Linked DNA regions of Homo sapiens: region 1 is linked to region 2. A link is a loop called in an ENCODE intact Hi-C map of the cell type or tissue named here. Cell type or tissue: MCF 10A. All regions are shown on one strand. Links, peaks and the distances in the headings refer to the core of each region. The heading gives the core; the rest is flanking DNA. Region 1 overlaps PCDH19 (protocadherin 19). Region 2 has its middle 340 kb from the start of PCDH19.

The links. Hi-C counts contacts between places; a loop is a spot of excess contacts. Peaks named below come from ENCODE experiments on the same cell type or tissue, not always from the same donor. Only the 100,000 strongest peaks of a DNase experiment are listed, where the experiment ranks them.
Region 1: it touches region 2 in a loop (20-fold over the local background); 3 of 110 quality-filtered maps call a loop at or near these places.

The regions. Positions count from the first base shown.
Region 1 is chrX:100,377,825-100,382,224 of GRCh38, forward strand. All of the region lies in intron 3 of PCDH19 (protocadherin 19), which reads right to left. Among named protein-coding and RNA genes, the nearest start is that of PCDH19, 30 kb to the right of the region's middle. In MCF 10A, for the core only: a CTCF peak has its summit at 1,771; DNase peaks (open chromatin) are centred at 1,737 and 3,987.
Region 2 is chrX:100,070,347-100,074,746 of GRCh38, forward strand. No RefSeq gene overlaps it. Among named protein-coding and RNA genes, the nearest start is that of PCDH19, 340 kb to the right of the region's middle. RefSeq lists an enhancer at 1-710. In MCF 10A, for the core only: a CTCF peak has its summit at 2,067; no DNase peak of the experiment used is centred there.

The DNA.
Region 1 (4,400 bases), core at 107-4,106, 310 kb after region 2:
GGAATCTAATCTTCTGTGAATGGAAGGCAGCCAAATAGGGTTCGATGTGATTGGAAATCCAATGTACTGGTATAGAAGGAAATCCAATACGAAATAGTGGTGAAGAGGGAATAAGCGTTGGTGATTAACCAGACTGGTCACTGGAAATTTCCTTTGTTCCAAAAACACAAAACCAAGCTGGATAAATATTCAGCCCAGGATTTCAAGTCCATTGAGAAAGGGCAGAAATGACCCTGACTATACAAACACTATTCTTAAGTTGTTCATTTATACCACACAAACTAAGGAGTAGCCTGGGCTCAACTCCCAATCCTGCTCTCACCGTACAGAAGCCATCCAAGAGAAAGCGAGCTGGCAGTACCACTTGCTCCATCAGAAACAGTTACTGTGTTAAATGTCCTTTGTGTTTAGATTATTAGTGTTTTGCTGGCATGGAAATAAGAATGTGTCTATTGGGTTCTCCAGCTAACATGCAATCTGCCCACGTGGATCCTTGAGATAAGGGGGAACCCCAGAGCCCCAAAGGAAAAAGCTGAAAAGTATTTTATTGAGTAATCATTCTACTTTTAAAATAACCTGTTCGTCAATACGGTTCTTTTTCAAGCTCACTAACAGTAAGGAAATTTACATGAAAAATGGCCTTTAGGAGCCATCAGTATTATTTATGAGGAGCTATAACCGTGTCTGATGCTTTCCAATAGGCAGAATATGCTAAACTAAACCTTGCCTGTTCTTCATGTGTAGTTATTATGAGACTAGTTGGTTATAAAACACCCTGCACTTGTATTAACGTGCTAGCCAGTATAACCACCACAAGCCAAGCAATTCTTTCTGTCACTGGAACCGTCTGAACAAACTACAACAAAAGTCAGGTTAAGACATCAGAAGGAGATTAGCACTACGGGCAGATAAACCTGAAGTGTGTGGGCTTTTGTCAGAAGACTATACTAAGCTGCACACTTCTTCACTCCCTGCAGCTGGGCCATGGATGTCTTCTCTGATTATGTCATCGACACAAACAAGTCTCCCCTTTCGTCAGCACTGCCATACCAAGACATCTTTGGAGCAGCTTAAACTACAGCTCTCCTCTGCCTCTCACGTACCATTCACACAGCTGTCACAGACAAACATGGATCACTCTCTGCAGCCAGAGATGTGGGAGGCAGACAGGCCACAGCTGGATTCTCTGACCTTGGGCAGAGTAAAAAGGGCACACAGTTAAGAGGGGACAATCCTCTTTGGACTTCAGTAAGGGGAAAATTCAATGAAGAAGTCAGATTAGGGAAGAAGATGAATCTCCCCCTGGCCACATCATCTTCATTATTAGGACATGTCAGGAAGCAGGGCAGCTGCTATCAGGACAACAGCCCCGGGAAAGCAAAGAAGAAGAGGAACCCAGACTGTCTGCTTTGCTATTGGCAAAACGAGTCCTTCCCAAATGAGTCACGTAGGGCACCAACAACTCTGAGATCTGTCACATACACACACACACACACACACACACACACACACACACACACACACATTTCCTCCCAGCTCTCAGGAACACAACTTCTTTCCCTTTATCTAGACAGTAGCTTTTGCCCACCTTTATAAAATAGGTAAGGAATGGTTGCCCTTGATGGTACTATTACAAAGAGAAAACGCCAGGATGTATCCCTGCCTTTGAGGAATGTAAAGATGAAGAGATAAAGACAATGAAATTACGGTGGCCAAGTTGAATAAAGGCTGGCTTTTGATGCGTCTATACGCCCTCTGCTGACTGTCAGACAGAACGTCACAGAAAAAAAGTTGGAGCAGAAAGAGGGAAAAAGAAACAGATTGGAAGCAGAAAATAGGGAAGGAAAGACGCCTTTCTTCTCTGGAGACTGCTGTCTGTTTATCCAGAGGGAATATAAAGAGGAAGAGGCCCTTGACCTCCTATTTATCAAGAGTAGCCAAGAAAGAATATAAAATGATAAATATTGCCTTGACAGTACTCTGATTCTATGTTATAAATGTGACTAGATGAGCCTTGCATGCCCTAAAACACTATCTTACTGAGCTGCATCTGCACACCACCCATTGACATTGGTTGGGGGTGGGAGGTGGCATGGACTCAAAAGGGCCATCGAGCAGTAACTGGAGGAATGGATTTGAGCCACAAACCATCCATCTGAAGCTGGCTGCAGGCTGCTTCTTTCTTTACTTTGAAACAGATTCTTTTCATGGCTGCTTTTCTGAAATGAATTTGATTTTTTCAGAATTCATGGTAGACTCTGTGTGTTACCACAACCACCACCTCCTGCCTCAGCCTCTTTCCACTTTTTTAACGAATGGCTGTGTGTTGGATTCAAGACTTTGGCACTCAAATTCAGACCACCTTGGTGGGGGAGGGGTGGGAAATGGTTCCCTGAGATTAGGCCAAGAGTTTAATGTCAACAGCCAGCCGTCAACCATCTTCCTGTCCCCCACCTTTTTGCCTCACAGCTCCTGCTCACCCTTCAAGGGTCAGCTCAAATATTACTTCCCTTCCCCCAGACTAGGTTGAGTTTCCCCATTTTACTCTTTCATAATAATATGCTCTTTTCTTTCATAGCATTATAATTTTATATTGTTGGTGTTTTGTCCCCCCACCCCATGAAGGCAGGGGACTATGTCAGTTTTGCTGACCACTATTTAGCCATTATCTAGAACAACACAAAGAATGGCATAGATACTGGAAAAAAATAGCATAGAATGAAATAAATTAATATATCCATAGTAAAGCAAACTAAACTATTCAACAAAATGAGTTGCTAGTATTGAAATAACCCTTAAGAAAGCATTTTGAAACACTTCCTCCAAAGTCTCTGTTCTCTGATTCTTATTCCTCCCAAACACCCAGATATATTCAGTTACTTCAAAAGTGCTGGCAGAAATGTTATGCCACAGCCTGCTTTCTGCTTCAATCACCTTTAATTTTGTTTTCAAATTCCAAATCAAAACCCGTTTCCCTGCTACAACTTACCACTGCAAGTGCTTACGCTATGTTTATTTAATTTTGCAAACCAAGGAATCAATAAAACATTGTATTGATAATATAATTTCATTGAATCCTGCAAACAGGCCATCAGCGGATACTGAACCAATTAATATTGAATTCTATGTAGTCTCATTTGGTCTAATAGTCACATGTGATATTTACAAAGTCCATTATTCAGCAATAAAAAGTCCCAGGATTATTTGATCTATTTCTGACCTTTCTGGTTCTAAGCAATCTTCTTTTTTTGTCCACTTTGAAATATTACCTATAAAGCATTTTACAAAACTGTACTCTGTGAGCAACGTAGAAGGTCCAAGGCCAAAGATAAATATTAGTTGTAAACACCTCATCTTACTAGTAGGTGACTAAACATGTAATATTACCTAGCCTATGAATGTTCAACATTGATAAGAAAAAAACTGGAAGGTCTTGGCTTACTTGAATTTCACATACCTGACTTAAAGATGAGTTAGTGCAATCCACCAACAGAGACATTGAAAGTCTTCCCTATAGTATATGTCTGTGATAATGAAAGACAGTATAATATGACAAACTGAAACCCCAGTAAGACCAAGCCTCTTGTAGCCGTTGAAGATAGCTTTTTTCTCTGCTACTCAATGACAGGGAAATTAATTTCATTTGAGGTTAATGCTTACTTGATATGCTGTGGAGGGAATTTTTCTCCCCTTGGTTCTTTACTTACGCCAAGAGAAAGCACATCCCATGGAACATTTTAGGTAGACTGTAAAGGTTACTGGCACAATGAATATGATACACTTCTCTCTGCTACATCAATTATCAACCATTAAATTACCGTAGGCCTGAACAAAAAAGCAAGAACAAAGTAGGGAGATCTGTTTAGTGCAGAGAACCACTCCTAAAATTAATTTAAAAGAAACTGTCCACCTGAAATGAATCATTAGATAAGCCTTGTATTTTGCACATTTCACAATGGTTGGGATGATGTAATATGGGCAATTACACACAAGCAACTAGAAAGCTGTCGTCCAAAATAGCTGCAGCACAGCTGAGGTTTACTCTGGGTCTGTGGTTTATAGCAAAGCAACAACCTTCCCTACACACACAGCCACTACAAATTCAAAGGAAAACTGCATTTGGATATCATTTTAATTATACGTGCATGGATTACAACTCTATAAGCTAGAGAAGGAAAATAATCAGCCTGTACTGAAATGAACAGAAAATGGTTAGTACTCAACTGCTGACTATTGGGAACAATATCCAGTAATTTAAAAAAAAAAAAAGAAATAGACACAACCACCTACCTATTATTTTCTTGGCAATGCTTCACTTACAGTGAGACTCTGTTTGGCAGAGTTCACACATTTCACATTCAGGTTAAATATTATAACAGATAACCAAGCTTTTGTTCTCC
Region 2 (4,400 bases), core at 251-4,250:
AAATCTGCGAACTGGGGTACTCAGGAAGGAAAAGCTGGAACTCAAGAGTCAATACAGAAGAACAGTTGTCAGCATTAGAATACTGTGTCACAGGTCCTGTAGGCCACTAGTCTGTATAGTACAGACAAATACAAAGTGACTTAAGAACACTATAGGAGCCCAGAGATCAGTGCTAGGCAATCGTTTCCTGAGTAGACCAGCAGGGAGAATAACAATCAAAAGCTTTAAAGGGGGATTGGTTTGGGAACTGAAACAAAGCTGAAACTACAGGGGGGTAATTCACTAGGCCACACTGGGGGAATCCCAGAAGGTAGAAGCAGAAAAAAATTGAGGTTTCTTTGGTAAGAACTAAGATAAAGGTGTGCTCTTTGATAAGAGAAAGTACTTTGCACATAGCAATAGACACGTACTATTCTGCTGTTTACTGTGAGTCAAGTACCATTATAGATACTTTATTTTGACAATAAGAAAACATTAGAATCCCAAGAGTCTTGTGTACCTTTATATAAGAAATTATCCAAGTTATACTCTCCAAGGGTGAAATTAAGGAATTAAACTGCCCAACAAACTACATGTTTTTTATTATGCCAACAGAGAAATGCTGAAAAAACAATTATTGCTAACAACATGGAAATCTAATCCACTAGAGAGTTCTCCATGTTTTATAGAACCTCAGAGCTAAAAGGAACCTGAAAGACCATCGAGGTCAATCTCCTATTAAATTCATGAAAGAACTCTACCACCACCCAGACCTCTGGTCATTTAGCATTTATTTAAACACTTCTATAGAACTGAGGCGCACATTAAATTTTCAAATTGTTTCAAGTTTTATATTTGAACCAAACTCTGCCCTCTGATACTTATTCATCTTTACGAGTTTGCATAGATGTGGATCCAAACAGCCACTAAAGAGAAATCTAAATCTAATCCTTCCCCCGTCTGAAAATCCTTGTCAGTAAAGGGCACTGACATTGCCTTGCCAACTGGTAAAGACTTTAACCTCCTACATCAAAGCTTTTCTTGATCATTCATATATTGTATAAGTGGTAAATATGGTCAAGTCCACATGAAAACCAACTTCTGCTACTGAAGTGGCACAGTTATTAGATTTAGAACTCTCTTCAGTGAAATATTATGTCTAATTCATTACCGTGTCCTGAATATCACCAGACCCTGGAACATATTAGATGATGAACACCTATTTTTGATTGAGGCAATGCAGTTTCAACAGAAGCAAAAATACATATATAATCAAAGGTCAAAACATGTTTTGACTACAGTACAAGGTAAACTAAGCTAAGATCCTAGAAGACAGGTTGTCCTATTATTTCCAAACTATTCCTGACTCATTAAGGGCAATATTTTAATTTATAATATCAGGCTTATACATGCTTTTTACTTTCTGTGTATATTTACACATTGCCTAAAAATCATTACACTAAATTGTTTTACAGAATTGTACAAATGTGTAGACAAACAAAATAAGAAAAATAAACTTTTAAGCATTTTTTAAATCTAAAGGGAAATAATATGATTCTTTTACAAATCGAATGTGATGTTTACTACAAAAGAAAAATGATGATGGTGGTGATGATGATGGTGATGATGATGATGATGATGATGATGATAGCAGCTAACATTTATTGAGCATTTGCTACATGCCAGATACTGCACTCTTACATACATTATTTCATTTAAGCCTCATGAGTCATATAGTATCATCTCTGTTTTAAAGACAGAAGATAATACAGTGTAGAGTTTATGTGACTTACCTAAAGTCACACAGCAAGTTTGGAGCTGGAATCAAACTCAGGTCTATCTACTCTTAACATGTGTTAATTATATCTTTGAAAACAAACCATAGCAAGAATCCTTAAGAACATGACTAGTGACTAGATCCACTTCCATCCTTGTTCTTATGTTCAATCCTTTAATGATTTCACCTTGTTTAAAGCTAGATTGTCTCCATGAATTTTTGTCTACTTAGGCCCTGTCAAAATTATATGCAGTAACCTTAGGAAGCCAAAAGAGGCACCACTTACCTAAAAATTGCTCCATTTAGGATAGGAAAGCAAATTACCTAATTACCAGGCTATATGCCACTTTCTAGAGTTGCTCTCCTTTCTCTTGCTGCAATAGAATGATAGATGGAAACTGGCCAAGAGAAAAATCACTGGTGATGAATTGTGGTCACAAGCCACATGAAACACATTTAAAAGTGTCTAGAAATAAAGTTGAGTTTGTTCCAGGTAGAAACACAGACACACCCAAAAACATCTGCACCAAACAATTCTATCACAGAACTGCCTATCCCAGAGACTAAGTTCAGTCCAGAGGTTTTGAAAGCAGTGAAAATGTGATCCAAGGAAGCAAGGTCAACCCCACAAAACATGTCATCACATTTGCTCCTTCAATATGTACCTATGCTTTTTCCTTTGGAGAAAGGAAACAAATAGCCAGAGAAGTATTGCAGTATTATATTTTCCTGTTAATGTATCTAACCAATACAGAAGTAACATGATGAGTGGTGTCAGCACAGGATTTGGAATTGGACAGGCATGGATTAAACTTTCCAGTTCTGCAATGGCCACTTATTATAACTTATATGATGAGTGGTGTCAGCACAGAATTTGGAATTGGACAGGCATGGATTAAACTTTCCAGTTCTGCAATGGCCACTTATTATAACTTATATGGTGAGTCAGCATTAGCTCTCTGATCCTCATCTGTAAAATGTATGTATTACATATAAATATTATATAATTATATGTGTATGTATATATACTTGTTATATTTATATACACACATACATGTATACACATCTTCATAGGTTATAAACATTAATAATATATAATAATAAAGTGCCTGCCATATAGTAGGTTCTTGATAGCAAATTTAGTGGGTATAAATTTTTCTCCACACACTTGTGCATATTAGAAACATCAATTTTTGTTTAACCTTAACCAAATTTTACTCTGAGCCCTCATTCTACTGGACCTGCAGTAAATTAAATGGCCTTCATTACTGTACATCCCAACAGTCTCCCATAGAGCAGAACATTGGGGAAGGTTGCTGATTATAGGTTTACACCAGGCACCACTTATAAATTCTCATTGGACTTTTAAAATTGGACCACTCAATAGCTTCTGTACAATCCTGGACATAGGAATTTTTGTGAAGAATAGGCCTCAGATTTAGCATCCTTAGGTATACCACACAGCCTTCTAGACACACACACACACACACACACACACACACACACACACACACAGCTCAAGCACTTCAGTTTTCTTGATAACCCAATCCACAATCCCCTAACTAGTTTCAAAGTCTGTTCCTTCACTATCCTGCTGCTTCTTCCAACCCACTTTCAAAGGCCTCGCTTCTGGACTTCTCCTTCCAGTTAAGCTCTCTGGAAAGTCTCTTGAGTTGAGGCTTTCCGAAAGCCAATCATCGTATTCATAAACTTGACAAGATAAACTACACGCCACCCCTAGGCAAAGCCACAGAATGTTCTATCTCCTAGAAATAAAAAAGAAAATACAACAAAAAATATATAACTATTTTTTGTTTCTTCTAGAAAATAAGAAAAATAAATAACCCACACTATTTTCAATGATCCTGCCCCACTGTTGTCATAGTATATCATCACCAGACCAAATGGCAAAGTAGGAGAAACGGGTCCTTCATTCTGATGTCTTCTCTTCTTCTCCTTTAGAGTCCTTCACTCCTAGGCAGGCACCCAAAGCCCTTATAGGTCTTGGTGCCACATCCATGCCTATGGATACCAACTCATCTTGGTTTGCCCAGGACTGATAAAACTGAAAGTCCTGCATCCCAGGAAACCCCCCAGTCTTAGGCAAAATGGGAAGATTAGTCACCCTAGGCATAACTTCCCTCCAGAGGTATCACTCCATCTAATGATCTTTGGTTCCACTGTTAAAATCCATGCTCTCTTTGCTAGCTAATCTGATAAATAAATTCAAAGTAAGGTATTAATGTATCACTTCTCCCAAAAAAATCAGCAATTTAGCTAGGATATACAAATCATAACATAGCTATATTAGGTGGTATGGCAGGGCTGATGCCAGAAAAATACCAAGGGGCCAAACATATTTTCAGAACACTTGAAATCTCACCACTTGGGTGCCACCTATTTGACCTATGGGTGGAGCTAACACATGAATCTAATTGAATTATTAGACTCTCAAACATCTTGCTTTAAAAAACAACCCAGGAACTTTTAAAAATAAAGTCAAATACCTCATGTTCTCACTTATAAGTGAGATCTCAAAAAGAATGTGCAATGATAAACATTGGAGAATTGGAAGGGGGAGGGTGGAAGGGAGGTAGATGATGAGAAATTACTTAATGGGTACAATGTACCTTATTTGGGTGAT